Linked DNA regions of Homo sapiens: region 2 is linked to region 1. Evidence: read pairs that join two places in POLR2A ChIA-PET (ENCODE). Cell type or tissue: OCI-LY7. All regions are shown on one strand. Each heading gives the region's core, and the rest is flanking DNA. Links, peaks and the distances in the headings are about the cores only.

Evidence for each region. Peaks named below come from ENCODE experiments on the same cell type or tissue, not always from the same donor. Only the 100,000 strongest peaks of a DNase experiment are listed, where the experiment ranks them.
Region 2: POLR2A ChIA-PET joins it to region 1 with 5 read pairs; 5 of 35 experiments call an interaction of 5 or more read pairs at or near these places.

The regions. Positions count from the first base shown.
Region 1 is chr12:12,772,404-12,780,668 of GRCh38, reverse strand. It overlaps a transcript of APOLD1 not described here. Among named protein-coding and RNA genes, the nearest start is that of APOLD1, 9.1 kb to the left of the region's middle. In OCI-LY7, for the core only: no CTCF peak of the experiment used is centred there; a DNase peak (open chromatin) is centred at 4,108.
Region 2 is chr12:12,369,316-12,376,035 of GRCh38, reverse strand. The region is part of intron 2 of BORCS5 (BLOC-1 related complex subunit 5); the gene reads right to left. Among named protein-coding and RNA genes, the nearest start is that of BORCS5, 16 kb to the right of the region's middle. In OCI-LY7, for the core only: no CTCF peak of the experiment used is centred there; no DNase peak of the experiment used is centred there.

The DNA.
Region 1 (8,265 bases), core at 2,228-6,227:
TGCAGTGAGCCAAGATTGCTCCACTGCACTCCAGCCTGGGTGGCAGAGCCAGACTCTGTATCAAAATAAATAAATAAATAAAATTGAAATAAAAAATAAAATTGAGACAACTTGTAAATGTGAGGTTTAGTCCAAAGGTCTTGCAGACTTTCCTTTGTCATCTGTTCTAATATGTACATTCACCAAAATAAAAATAAATTCGGCCAGGCACAGTGGCTTATGCCTGTAATCCCAGCACTTCGGGAGGCTGAGGCAGGCGCCTCGGTGGTGTGTGCCTGTAGTCCCAGCTACTTGGTACTTGGGAGGCTAAGCTGGGAGGATGGTTTGAGCCTGGGAGGTGAGGCTGCAGTGAGCCGAGATCACACCACTGCACTCCAGCCTGGGCAATAGAGCCAGACATTGTCTCAAAAAAAAAAAAAGCAAATTAAAATAATAACACATATTCACCTGAGGATTTTTGCCCATGATTTCTTTGAATTTCCCCAGAATGTAAGTGCTCTAGAACATAGTCAAGCTCTCATAGTTGCTTGTTGAATTTAACTAAAGAAAAATGCTTTGTTCACTTAAAGAAATATCATTATTTTATAACAATTTTATAAGAATTTAACATAAAATTTTCTCTTGGACTATACAGCTTGGTATAACTTAGAATACTTATTCTGCAGAAGACCTCTAGGATATCTATATTGCATGGAATCTCAAGTATTATTGTCAAAAATTCATGGAACTGCACAGGAAAATAAAGACTCAACAAGTACTGCACTCCAGCCATTTTCATTCCTCCAAATTAGCCTCCAATCTTTGTTAATGTACACACACATCCTTAATCACTAGTGTTTAAACACTAGCCTGTGTTCTTTTTTCTACTTAACGTTCCTGCAGATAGATACACACTTGTCTATGTTGACATAGTCCTCACCTCTGTCATTTTTTAATAGCTATGTAATAATCCCATTGTTTGCTTAGTCATTTCCCTGTTAGACACTTGGATTGCTTCCAGGTTTTTCACTGTTATAACTAGAGTTGCCAGGACATCTGTGTACATTTTTTTTCCTTTGGATTATTTCTTTGAGGAGTATTCACAAACGGGAAAATACCAAGTCAAGGAGAATGACCATCTTCATCGTTTTTGTTATATAGTGCTATATTGCTTTCCAGAAGAACCCATTTATAATGCCACCAGCTTTTGTAAGAATAGAGGCAGAAGGCTTTCAGAATTTGCTTATATTAATGTTTAATTTGTTCGATTTCAGCTCCACTAATGTGTATTGAACACCTACTGTGTGCCAGACATCAGGCTAGAGTCTGGGGACCAAAAGCTAAATAAGATATAGTCCCTGCCCTCCAGGAGACGGCAAATCTATTGGAAGAGAAAAAGACAGAATATATCATTTAAATTTAAGGTGGGGAAGTGCCGGGGTGTGTGCTGGTACCAAGAAAGCACAGGGCAAATACATGCCCAGGAAGTACTAGGGAAGACTTTCTGGGAGCACTGATATTGAGCTGAATCTTGAGAGTCAAACAGAAGTTATTTGGACAAAAATTAGGAGAGAGAGGAGGGCAGTCTGGACAAAGGAACAGAATGGACAAAGGAATGGAGGAGTGTCCAGGGTGTTTAGTGTTGCTGAACATAAAGTGGGAAGCAGGGAAGGCCAAAGGATGAGGCTTAAGGGGTAGGTAGAAGACAAGTCATGACAGCTTTCCAGTGCCATGTGGGAAAGAGGGAGCCATTGAAGGCTTTCATCTGTGGCCTTACAAGGTTAATTTGACATTGTTGTGTGACAGTTGTGTGAAGGATGGTTCTCAGAGGTACACAACTAAAGCCAGGAGACAGTTAGAAGGTTATTGAAGTAGTTGACAGAGATTATCTCAGATTTGGCTAATGTTGGTAGGATGCAATGGAGTGGATAAAGTACAGAATATGTTTTGGAAGCAAAATTGACTAATCATTCCTAAGGCTGCTCAGACAGGGTAGCCATCACATCCACTGGCATTCTATTGGCCAATCAAGTTGTGGCCAACCCAACATTAAAGGGGTAGGAGCTAGGCACACTGGCTGGCTCCTGTAATCCCAGCACTTTGGGGGGCCGAGGCAGGAGGATTGCTTGAGCCCAGGAGTTTGAGATCAGCCTGGGCAACACAGTGAGAACCCATCTCTATAAAAAAAAAAAGAAATTAAAAATTAGCCACACGAGGAGGTGTGCACCTGTAGTTTCAGCTACTTGGGAGGCTGAGGTGGGAGGAGTGCTTGAGCCTAGGAGGGCGAGGCTGCAGTGAGCCATGGTCACACCATTGCACTCCAGCCTGGGCAACAGACTGAGACCCTGTCTCAAAAATGTAAAATAAAATAAGCAAAAAGATAGAGAGGTATATGCCTCCCACAGGGAGAAGCAAGCAGAAGAAATGTAAACCATCAGATCATTGTCAGGATGCTTTCCTGGCCAAGTACAGTGGCTCACACCTGTAATCCCAGCACTTTGGGAGTCCAAGGCTGGCGGACTGCTTGAGCTCAGTTTAAGACCAGCCTGGGGAACATGGCAAAACCTTGTCTCCACAAAAAAATAAAAAATAAAAAAAATAGCCAGGTGTGGTTGTGCACCCCTGTGGTCCCAGCTATTCAGGAGCCTGAGGTGGGAGGATCGCTTCAGCCCCAGGAGGCAGAGGTTGCAGTGAGCCGAGACTGCACCACTGCATTCCAGCCTGGGTGATAGAGTGAGACCCTGTCTCAAAAAACAACAACAACAAAAAAAAAAAAAAAAAAAAAAAAAAAAAAAAAAAACACCTTTCCTTGTAGAGAAGATATTTCCAGGTGAACTGTGACACCATCATCCACCTCCTATACCCTCTTCCTCTTCAGTTTGTTCTTTGGAATTGCCGTCTCCATCTGGATACACAGGTTGAGACGTTGAATTTCCCTAATGCAAAAATCTGAAATCTGAAATGCTGCAGTGAGCATTTCCTTTGAGCGTCACACTGGTGCTCAGTAAGTTTTGGATTTTAGAGTGATGCTCAAAGGAAATGCTCACTGGAACATTTCGGATTTCAGATTTTTTAATTAGGGATGCTCAATTGGTAAACATATAATGCAAATATTCTAAAATCCTGCCAAAATTGAAATCCAAATCACTTCTAGTCCCAAACCTTTTGGTTAAGGAATACTCAACTTGTAGTAAAAATCTCGCTCTGGCTAATATAAGCGAATTATTGCTATGAGACTGAGGGAACACATACTTGAACATGGGAAAGGACCATGGAGTTCTAAAGAACCAAGAAACTGAAAGGACATCAGTCGTTTTGTAATTGGAACAGCCTGTGTGATGAAACTGACCAACCACTCTTTCCTTTTGTCCTTGTATCAGTTTAAGAATCAAAGTTCCAGGAGTGACCACTGGGTTGGCTGAGCTTAGGTCAAGTGCCCATCTACTGTCTGCACTGGGCAGGGAGAAGAGGGGTGAATGGCCTTCAGCTTTCAAGTGGGAGATGGTAAAAGAACTTGACCTTCCCACCCACATTACATATATACTCAGGGAGAAGTTTCACACTAGGAAATTACAATGGGATTGCTATGTCAGGGAAAGGGAAACTGATGGTTAGATAAAACTAAAAAGAAAATATCCACAATAAACATTTTAGCCTAATTTGACCCACCTGGAGTTTATTATATACAGTGCATAGCGGGTGCTAATTCTTCTTCAGATGAATATAATTTTGATCATTTTTTATTTAAAAAATACACTTTTCTATAGATGTGTTATTGCTGGCTAGTCTTATATTGATTTGTTACCATTGTTAATATCTACTTCTAGGAAATCTATTCCACTAAACAGTTTACCTGTTTTTAATTCAATATAATATGATTTTGAATGTTACTGCTTCATAATCCGATTTTTTATTTTTAAAGGGAGACTCAACCTTCATTGCTTTTTGCTGAGGGAAAAAGGCATGTATCTTTGCTAATCTTACTTGCTTTTCTTTTGGACATATCTGATGCTGGGAACTCTTTAACTGTCCCAGGCTTCCTAATGTGTGCAGTTTAAAGTTTGCTCCGCTTCCTCCTCCACAGGTGTGCGCACCTGCACAGAACACCTGGGATCCTGTGGGTGAAACCTACACTATATCATTAATATAGAATCGTTTGCCCCATGGGCCCTATTACGAAATATCTAGTTTACCACATGCCTTTTCTTCTGGTGCCAGAAAGACTGCAGCTGAGTCCACATCCCTCCAGTAGCCATAAAGATTCTCTTATCTTCCAGGATACTGGGAAACAATTACCTTTGTCTGGCCCTTTCTCAGGCTTAGTCATTATCTTCCGAGTTCTCAGACATCTACAACAGTATTGCAGCCTGGATTATAACACCTGCTTGTTTTGTATCTACAGAGGCATCATAAATCTTAAGCTTTCCCTTAGCTTTTAGACTATTTGAATGGTTTAATTTGTAATATGCCTGTTATAGGTGAGAGAATGTTGGATACTTGTTTTCTTTTCTAACTTTGTTTAAAGTCTATTTTTAGTAGAATTCAGTCGGTTCACATTAAGCAATATGATGAAGCAAGGGGTGTATCTTCTAACACCCTGAAAGTTGGTCATTATTATTCTCCTTATTTGCTTTTATTAATTTAGTTTTGTTTGTTTGTTGTGTTTTTTTTTTTTTTTTTTTTTTTGAGACTGGGTCTCACCCTGTCACCCAAGCTGGAGTGCAGTGGCATGATCATAGCTCACTGTAACTTTGAACTCCTAGGCTCAAGCAATCCTCTCACCTCAGCCTCCTGGGTAGCTGGGACTGCAGGTGCACACCCCCACACCCAGCTAATTAAAGAAAGAAAATTTTGTAGTAATGAAGTCTCACTATGTTGCCTAAGCTGGTCATGAACTCCTGGTCTCAAGCAATCCTCTCGCCTTGGTCTCCAAAAGTGCTGGGATTACAGGCATAAGCCATTGTACCCAATCGTTTTTTAAAAAATGTAGTTTCTATGGTGAGTTTTCAACTCTATTTGCTCTTGAATTAGGTAAGAAAATGATTTTATGTAATCTATTTTCCTCTCCAAACTTGCTTTGTTAGACTATTTTTTAGAGCAGTTTTAGATTTGCAACAAAATTGAGTGGAACATACAGAGACACCCCGTGCTCCCTGCCCTCACACATGCATAACTTCTCCCATTATTGCCAGTGCCCACAGAGCAGTACCTATGTTACAATTCATGAACCTACATTGGCCCAAAGTCTGCAGTTTACATTAGGGTTCCTTATTGGTATTGTACGCTCTGTGGGTTTGAAAAATGTTTAATGACATGTATCCACCATTACTGTCTCATACAGAGTAGTTTACCTGCCCTGGAAATCCTCTGCACCTCGCCTGTTCATCCCTCCCTCCCTCCTAACCCCTGGCAACCACTGATCTTTGATCACTGTCTTCATAGTTTTATCTTTTCCAGAATGTCATTAGTTGGAATCACAGCATGTAGCCTTTTCAGATTGGCTTCTTTCATTTACAGACATGCACTTAAATTTCCTCCACATCTTTTCGTGACTTGATAGCTCATCTCTCTTTGGCACTGAATAATGTCCCATTGTCTGGATATGCCACCATTTATTCACTCAGCTACTGAAGAACATCTTGGTTGCTTCTGATGTTTGGCAATCACAAATAAAGCTGTGGTAAGCATCTGTGTGTAGCTTTTTGTGTGGACATAAGTTTTCAATTCCTTTGGGTAAATACCAAGGCACATGACTGCTGGATCTTATGACGAGAGTATGTTTAGTTTTGTAAGAAACTGCCAAACTGTCTTCCAAACTCATCATACCATTTCAAATTCCCACCAGAAATGAAGGAGAGTTTCTGCTGCTCCACATCCTCATCAGGGAATTTAGTATCGTCAGTTCTAGATTTTGGCCATTCTAATCAATATGTAATGGTACCTCATTGCTGTTGTGATTTGCATTCCCTGATGACATATGATTTGGGACGTCTTTTCATATATTTATTTACCACCAATATCTTCTTTGGTGAGGTGCCTGTTAAGGTCATTGGCCCATTTTTTGTTCAGGTTCCTTGTTTTCTTTCTTTTCTTTTCTTTACTTTTCTTTTCTTTCTTTTTTTTTTTTTTTTTTTTTTTTTTTTGGAGTTAGAGTCTCGCTGTGTCACCCAGGCCAGAGTGCAGCAGTGTGATCTTAGCTCACTGCAACCTCTGCCTTCTGGGTTCAAGCCATTCTCCTGCCTCAGCCTCCCGAGTAGCTGGGATTACAAGCACACACCACCATACCCAGATAATTTTTGTAGTTTTTGGTAGAGACGGGGTTTCACCATGTTGGCCAGGCTGGTCTCAAACTCCTGACCCAAAGTGATTCACCCTCTTCGGCCTCCCAAAGTGCTAGGATTACAGGTATGAGCCACCACACCCGTCCAGGTTCTTTTTCTTCTTATTGTTGAGTTTTAAGAGTTCTTTGTATATTTTGGATAACAGTCCTTTATCAAATATGTCTTTTGCAAATATTTTCTTCCAGTCTGTGGCTTGCCTTTTCATTCAATTCACAGTGTCTTTTGCAGAGTAACATTTTTTAATTTTAATAAAGTCCAGTTTACCAATTCTTTCTTTCATGGATTGTGCCTTTGATGTTGTATCTGAAAAGTAATCACCAAGTCCAGGGTCATCTAGATTTTTTTCCTGTTATCTTCTAGGAATTTTATAGTTTTATGTTTTACTCTTAGGTCTGTGACCCATTTTAGGTTGATTTTTGTGAAGAGTGTAAGATCTGTGTCTAGACTCATTTTTTTCTGCATGTGGATGTCAGGTTTCCAGCACCATTTGTTGAAAGACTATCTTTGCGCCATTGTCTTGCTTTTGCTCCTTTGTCAAAGGTCAATTGTCTATATTTATGTGGGTTCACTTTGGGGCTCTCCATTCTATTCTATCGGTCTGTTTTTCTAGTCTTTCACCAATACCACACTGTCTTGATTATTGTAGCTTTATAGGAAGTATTAAGTCGGGAAGAGGTTCATTGATTTTATTAATCATTTCAAAGAACCAGATTTTGATTTCCTATTTTTAATTTCATTGATTTCTCCTCTGATTTTTATAATCTTTTCTCCTACTTTTCATTTATTTATTTAACAGACACGGTCTGTCACCTAGGCTGGAGTACAGTGATGCAATCATAGCTCACTGTAACCTCAAACTCTTGGGTTCAAGTGATTCTCCCACTTCAGCCTCCTAGGTAGCTGGACTACAGGCATACACCATCATGCCTGGTTAATTTTTTAATTTATTTGTAGAGACTAAGTCTCACTATGTTGCCCACCCTGGTTCTTGAACTCCTGGCCTCAAGCAATCTTCCCACTTCACCCTCCCAAAGTGCTGGGATTACAGGTGTGAGACACCATAACTGGCCACTTCTACTTAGTTTAGACTTAATTTGTTCTTCTTTTTCTAGATTCCTAAGGTGGAAGCTTAGATTATTGATTTTTAGATCTTTCTTCTTTTCAAATATACGCATTCAATGCTACAAAAATTTCCCTGTAAGCACTGCTTTTACTGCATCCCACAAATTTGGTAAGTTGTGTTTTTCATATAATTTTTTTTTCTTTTTTAGAGACAGGATATCACTCTGATGCTCAGGCTGGAGTGCAGTGGTGCGATCATAACTTACTATAACCTCGAACTCCTGGGCTCAAGTGATCCTCCCACCTCAGCCTCTCGAGTAGCACTACAGGAGTGCACCACCATGCCTGGCTTTCATTTTCATTTAGTTTAAAATATTTTAATTTTCTCTTGAGAAGAATAAACAAATAAAATTGTATTGTTCAATCTCCAAGTATATTGGGATTTTCCAACTACCTTTCTGTTATTAATATCTAGTTTAATTTCATTGTGGTCTGAGAGTAGACATTACATTATTTTCATTCTTTTAAATGTTGTTAAGTTGTATTTTATAGCCCAGAATGTGGTCTATGTGGGTAAATGTTTTATATGACTTTGAGAAGAACATGTAACCTGCTACTGTTTAATAAAGTCATCTATAGATGTCAATTACATCCAGTTGATTGATGGTGGTGTTGAGTTCAACTATGCCCTACTGATTTTCTGCCTACTGGATCTGTCCGTTCCTGAGAGAGGGATGTTGAAGTCTCCAGTTATAATAGTGGATTCATTTATTTATCCTTCCAGTTCTGTCAGTTTTTGCTTCACAAATTTTGACACTCCGTTGTTAGGTGCATACACTGGGTAAAGGATTGTTATGTCTTCTTGGAGAATTGACCCCTTTAT
Region 2 (6,720 bases), core at 2,585-6,584, 400 kb after region 1:
GTCAGGAGTTTGAGACCAGCCTGGCCAACATGGCGAAACCCCATCTCCACTAAAAATACAGAAATTAGCTGTGCGCGGTGGTGGACGCCTAGAATCCCAGCTACTCGGGAGGCTGAGGCAGGAGAATCACTTGAACCCAGGAGGCAGAGGTTGCAGCGAGCTGAGATTGCACCATTGCACTCCAGCCTGGGCTGGACTCCATCTCAAAAACAACAACAACAACAAACAAAAAAAACCATGATTACTAACTTTTGCTGATGATTTTCACCAGTTGGTAGAAGCAAATGATTATCTATCCAAGTGCATTCTTTAAAATGTCACTTTGCATTTCACTGGCTTTCTGTGAAACTGAATTTTGATGGAAAAAATATTTAAACGTTATTAAATACCTATGACTGTGTTGTTGCTGTTGTTTCAGAGACAGGGTCTCACTCTGTTGCCCATGCTGGAGTGCCGTGGTATGACTGGAGCTCACTGAGCCTCAAACTCCTGGAATCAAGAGAGCTTCCCATCTCAGCCTCCTAAGTAGCTGGGATTACCAGCACATGCCACCATGACCAGCTAATTTTCAAATTTTTTGTAGAAATGAGGTCTATGTTGCCCAGGCTGGTCTCAAACTCCTGGCCTCAAGCAATCCTCCTGCCTCAGCTTTCCAAAGTGCTATGATCACAGGCATCAGCCACTGCACCAGGCCAACTATGACAGTTTTAAGATTCCTCTACAGGCCGGACACAGTGGCTCACGCCTATAATCCCAGCACTTTGGGAGGCCGAGGCGGATGGATCACCTGAGGTCAGGAATTTGAGACCAGCTTGGCCAACATGGTAAAACATTGTCTCTATAAAAAAATACAAAAATTAGCCGGGCATGGTGGCAGGCACCTGTAATATCAGCTACTCAGGAGGCTGAGTCAGGAGAACTGCTTCAACCCAGGAGGCAGAGGTTGCAGTGAGCCAAGATGGCGCCATTGCACTCCAGCCTGGGCAACAGAGACTCCAGCTCAAAAGAAAAAGAAAAAGAAAAGAAAAGAAAAGCAGTATATTCCAAATACAAACTTGGTTAATAATTTTTTTTTTTTTTTTTGAGACAGTCTCACTCTGTCACCCAGGCTGGATGCAGTGACGCAATCTCAGCTCACTGCAACCTCTGCCTCCTGCATTCAAACGATTGTCCCACCTCAGCCTCCCCAGTAGCTGATTACAGCTGTGCGCCACCACGCCCGGTTAATTTTTTTGTCTTTAGTGGAGATGGGGTTTCACCATGTTGGCCAGGGTGGTCTCAAACTCCTGACCTCAAGTGATCCACCCACCTCAGCCTCCCAAAGTGCTGGCATTACAGGCATGAACTACAGTGCCCGACCTGGTTAAGAATTCTTTTTGGCATCTTTTATTTTATTTTATTTTATTTGAGACAGGGTCTCATTCTGCCACCCAGGCTGGAGTACAGCGCTATGAACACCGCTCGACCTCCCAGGGTCAAGTGATCCTCCCACTTCAGCCTCCCAAGTAGCTGGGAGTACAGGTGCACACCACCACACCTAGATAAACTTTTTTTTTTTTTTCTGTAGTACAGACAGGGTCTCACCATGTTGTTCAGGCTGGTCTCAAACTTCTGGGCTCAAGTAATCCTCCCACCTCGGCCTCCCAAAGTGCTGGAATTAGAAGCATGAGCCACTGTGACTGGCCAGCATCTTTTAAATATGTTTTAAAATATATATAGAAGACTTTTAAACTAAGAATACCCTTGGCCGGGTGCGGTGGCTCACACCTGCAATCCCAGCACTTTGGGAGGCTGAGGCGGGCGGATCACGAGGTCAGGAGATCGAGACCATCCTGGCTAACACAGTGAAACCCCATCTCTACTAAAAATACAAAAAAAAAATTAGCCAGACGTGGTGGCGGGCACCTGTAGTCCCAGCTACTCGGGAGGCTAAGGCAGGAGAATGGCGTGAACCCGGGAGGCAGAGCTTGCAGTGAGCCGAGATTGCACCACTGCACTCAAGCCTGGGCGACAGAGCGAGACTCCGTCTCAAAAAAAAAAAAAAAAAAAAAAAAGAATACTCTCTGCAACCCTGCCTTCTCTATGTAGCTACCTGCTATTCATCCCTCAAAGCTCAGCTGAATTCTACTTCCTCTAGGAAGCCTGCCCCAAATTCCCAGGCCAAATTAATAATTATCTCCTCCATGTTTATCTACTCTTTGGGACATGTGGCCAGTGTTACTAATATGATATTATTGTGAATACTTACCTGTCTAAATCGCTCACAAAACAATAAGGTCCTAAAGGGCAGCAACTATGTCTTCTATTTTTTGTACCTGCACTGTCTGACCACATCAGGCACTTAGCAGGTGCTTATCAATATGTTGCAGAAATGAATGACCAATTAAAGGCTGTTGGCAGGAGGGTCTTATAAGTAAAATGGAAAAACTGGTATCGGACAGAAAAATATGGATTAAAAAGCATTTTTTTAAGGATTTCTGCCTCTGCACATGAAGGATTAACTGCTATTATGCAATAATAAACAACTAGAAAACCAGACAAAAATATATGAAACACTCATTTCCGATACTGTATAACAGGCAGCACAGGACTTTGATCCCTGAAAGAAGGAAAACAAGCCCTACCATTTTCCCAGCTTATTACCTAAAGGCAGTTTCCAAGAGGCAGACCAGGGAGGTGTCTTGGTCGGTACAGGCTGCTACAACAAGAATACCATAAACTGGATGGCTTAAACAACATACATTTATTTCTCACAGTTCTGGAGGCTGGGAAGTACAAGATTTAGGTGCTAGCACATTGGATATTTGGTGAGGGCACTCTTCCTGGTTTGCAAATGGCTGTCTTCTCCTTGTGTCCTCACATGGCTAAGAACAGAAGGAAGAAGGAACCTCTCTCCCCTCTCTTCTTGTAAGGGCGTGACTCCCATGACATGAGGGCTCCACCCTCATGATCAAATCACTTCCCAAGGCCCCATCTCCTAATACAGCATATTGGGGATTACAATTTCAACCTGTGAATTGGGGGGAGACATAATCATTCAGTCCATAGCAGAATGGACATCAAAAAAAGCCCAGCAGCCTCACTGAGTTAGAGAGAGAGCAAAGTTTGCAGAAACTAAAGTGGGTAGGATTTACACAACAGAATATGGGAGAGAAGGGGGCAGCCTTGAGATCTGCACAGGGTACCCTTAAATCTCTGAAAACATCATCTGTAAATTTGTAAGGTGAAATTCCAGAGACTGGAGAAAACTAGAGAGAAGCAGTAGGCCAAATATTTTCTGAAGAGCTCATGTTCCCATTAGCCACAGTGGAGAGACTTCATAATACATAAGGCAACAGGTAGAGTACTCAGAAGGATTTCACCTTAGTAGTGAGATGAAATTAAACTAGGCAAAGACTGCACTAGATGAGCCCCAACGGTATTTAAAAGAAAACATGGGAAGGGTCCAAATGACTACAAGTAACTTAACCATATGTATATGCCAGAATAAAGTCTGGTATCCTTAAAGGAATAAAATGAAATCCAGGCCAGGTGTGGTGGTGCATGCCTGTAATCCCAACAATTTGGTGGACTGAAGCAGGCGGTTTGCTTGAGCCCAGGGGGGTTGAGGCTGCAGTGAGCCACGGTGGTGCCACTGCACTCTAGCCTGGGCAACAGAGCGAGATCCTGTCTCTAAAAGGAAAAAAAAAATTAGTAAGTAAATTTTAAAAGAAATGCACTCTACTCCCAGCACTTTAGGAAGCCGAGGCAGGTGGATCACCTGAGGTCAGGAGTTCAAGACCAGCCTGGCCAACATGGCGAAACCCCGTCTCTACTAAAAGTACAGAAATTAGCTGGGCATGGTGGCGGGTGGCTGAAATCCCAGCTACTCAGGAGACTAAGGCATGAGAATTGCTTGAACCCTAGAGGCAGAGGTTGCAGTGAGCTGACATCGTGCCATTGCACTCCAGCCTGGGCGACAAGGGCGAAACTCCCTCTTAAAAATAAAATTAAAATAAAATTGAAGTACTCATACGTTCAAAAAGTAGAGGAAAACATAAGCATGATAAGCAGAGAGATCAAAGACATTTAAGGGGGAGAATCTAAAGCTGAAAAATACCAGCATCTGAAATTAAGAACACCTTGGATGAGATTAAAAGCAGTACAGACATGACAGAAAAAAAGACCACTGAACATGGAAACACAGCAGTAAAAATTATCCAAAGTAAGGACAGAAAGGAAAAGACTAAAAATAAAAATTGAAAGGTGTGTCAGTGATGTGTAAGAAAATATCAAGCGGTCTAACATCGAATTGGCGTCCCACAAAAAGCAGGTGGGGGGAGCAGAAAAATATTGGAAGACATAATGACCAAAGTTTTCGATTAAAAGTACAAACCTGCAGATCAAAGAACATAGAGAACATATTAGTGTGAACTTGTCATTTTCAATATATAGAAAATATAGGCCAGGCATGGTGGCTCATGCCTGCAATCCCAGCACTTTGGGAGGCTGAGGCAGGTGGATCGCTTGTGCCCAGGAGTTTGAGACTAGCCTAGGCAACATTGGGAAACCCCATCTCTACAAAAAATACAAAAAGATTAGTTGGGCGTGGTGGCACGCAGAGTAGTCCCAGCTGCTCAGGAGGCTGAGGTAGGAGGATTCCTTGAGCCCAGGAGGTCAAAGCTGCAGTGAGCCGTGATTGTGCCACTGCACTCCAGCCAGGGTGAAAGGGCAAGATCGTGTTGCCAAATACACGAACATATAAAAAATAAACATAGGTGTAAATGTGTGGGTGTGTATCTATGGATTCCCTAGCTAAATCTTCTGAGAAGGTCCAGAAATGGATTCTAAATAAGACCCTTCACTAAAAGAACCAGGGTTCCTTTAAGAAATACCCGATTCTAGAGCTGGAGACATGGAAGAACAAAATAAGTCTGGAACATTATATTGTGCCAGAAAATAAAGACATTTTCAAAGTATAAGGGGAATATGTTAAAAGGACACAGTAGGCCAGGCGCAGTGGCTCACGCCTGTAATCCCAGCACTTTGGGAGGCCGAGGTGGGCGGATCACAAGGTCAGGAGATCGAGACCACCCTGGCTAACACAGTGAAATCCCGTCTCTGCTAAAAATACAGAAAAATTAGCTGGGCATGATGGTGGGCGCCTGTAGTCCCAGCTACTCGGCAGGCTGAGGCAGGAGAATGGCGTGAACCCAGGAGGCAGAGCTTGCAGTGAGCCAAGATCGCACCACTGCACTCCAGCCTGGGCCACAGAGCGAGACTCCATCTCCAAAAAAAAAAGGACACAGGAAGTTAGATTGAAGATGCTGTCACTGGCCAATTTTGGAACATTTTGAGATTGAAAAAGAAATAATGATAATAACAGATTACATACAACTCATTGGATAAAATAGGAGCTGACTGTTCCCGCACTGATTTGAATAAATAAATGGGGAGATGAGAAACCTATTCCTTCCAATAGAATATAAACTAATAAATGTAGAAGGAATGAAAAATTTAGAAAACAGTTATTTGGTAGCCATCACAGCATAATTAATTCAAGCAAGAATCATCAATAGATATTATAACTGATGAAATAAAGGTAGATTAAAAAATGAGATTTCATGGAGTCTCACAATATGTCTTCAAAAACTTAGTAATTACACCAAAAAATGACTTTATAACAAAAGTGGGCAAAAAAAAGTTCAGATAGATAAAAACAGGACTTTTTTCCAGCTGACCTGTACTGCAAGATATGCTAAAAGAAGTCCTTTAAACTAAAAATAAATGACATCAAATGGAAACTGGAGAAAGGGATTAGGAATTCTGGAAATGTTAACTATGTGGGTAAACATCACATTCTATATATAGTTATTTTCTTCTCTTAATCACTTCAAAAAATATATTATTAAAACAAAAACGTGTGTGTGTGTGTGTGTGTGTGTGTGTGTGTGTGTATAAAACCACTATGGGATTTCTAACGTATGTAGATGCAATATATATGAAAGCAATAGCACAAAGAAGTGAAGGTGGGCCGGGCGTGGTGGCTCATGCCTGTAATTCCAGCATTTTGGGAGGCTGAGGCAGGCAGATCAACTGAGGTCAGGAGTTCGAGACCAGCCTGACCAACATGGTGACACCCCATCTCTACTAAAAATAAAAAAATTAGACAGGCATGGTGACGCACACCTGTAGTCCCAGCTACTCGGGAGGCTGAGGCACAAGAATCACTTGAACTGGAGAGGCAGAGGTTGTAGTGAGCTGAGATTGTGCCAGTGCACTCCCTCCTGGGCCACAGAGCAAGACTTTTTCTCAAAAAAAAAAAAAAAAAAAAAAAAAAAAAAGAAGTGGGGGGTGAATGAAACCACACCATTGAAAGTTTCCTACATTTTACATGAAGTGATACAATAGTAATTCTAAATGAACTATAATAAATATCAAGACTATATTGTAACCTCTAGAGCAACCACTAAAAAAATAATGCAAAGGAGTATAACTTAAAGAGCCAGAAAAGAAACTAAAATGGAATACATACTAAAAAAAAATTTTTGTAATGCAAGGAAGCAGGAAAGGAGTATGAAAGTAACCAAAAGCACACAGCACAAATAGAAAATGAAGAGCAAAATGGGAGACCTAAATCCAACCATATCAATTTACACACCAATTAAAAAGCAGACGATAGCCTAAATACAAAAGCAAGACCCTACTATATGCTGTCTACAAGAGATGCCCTTTAAATAT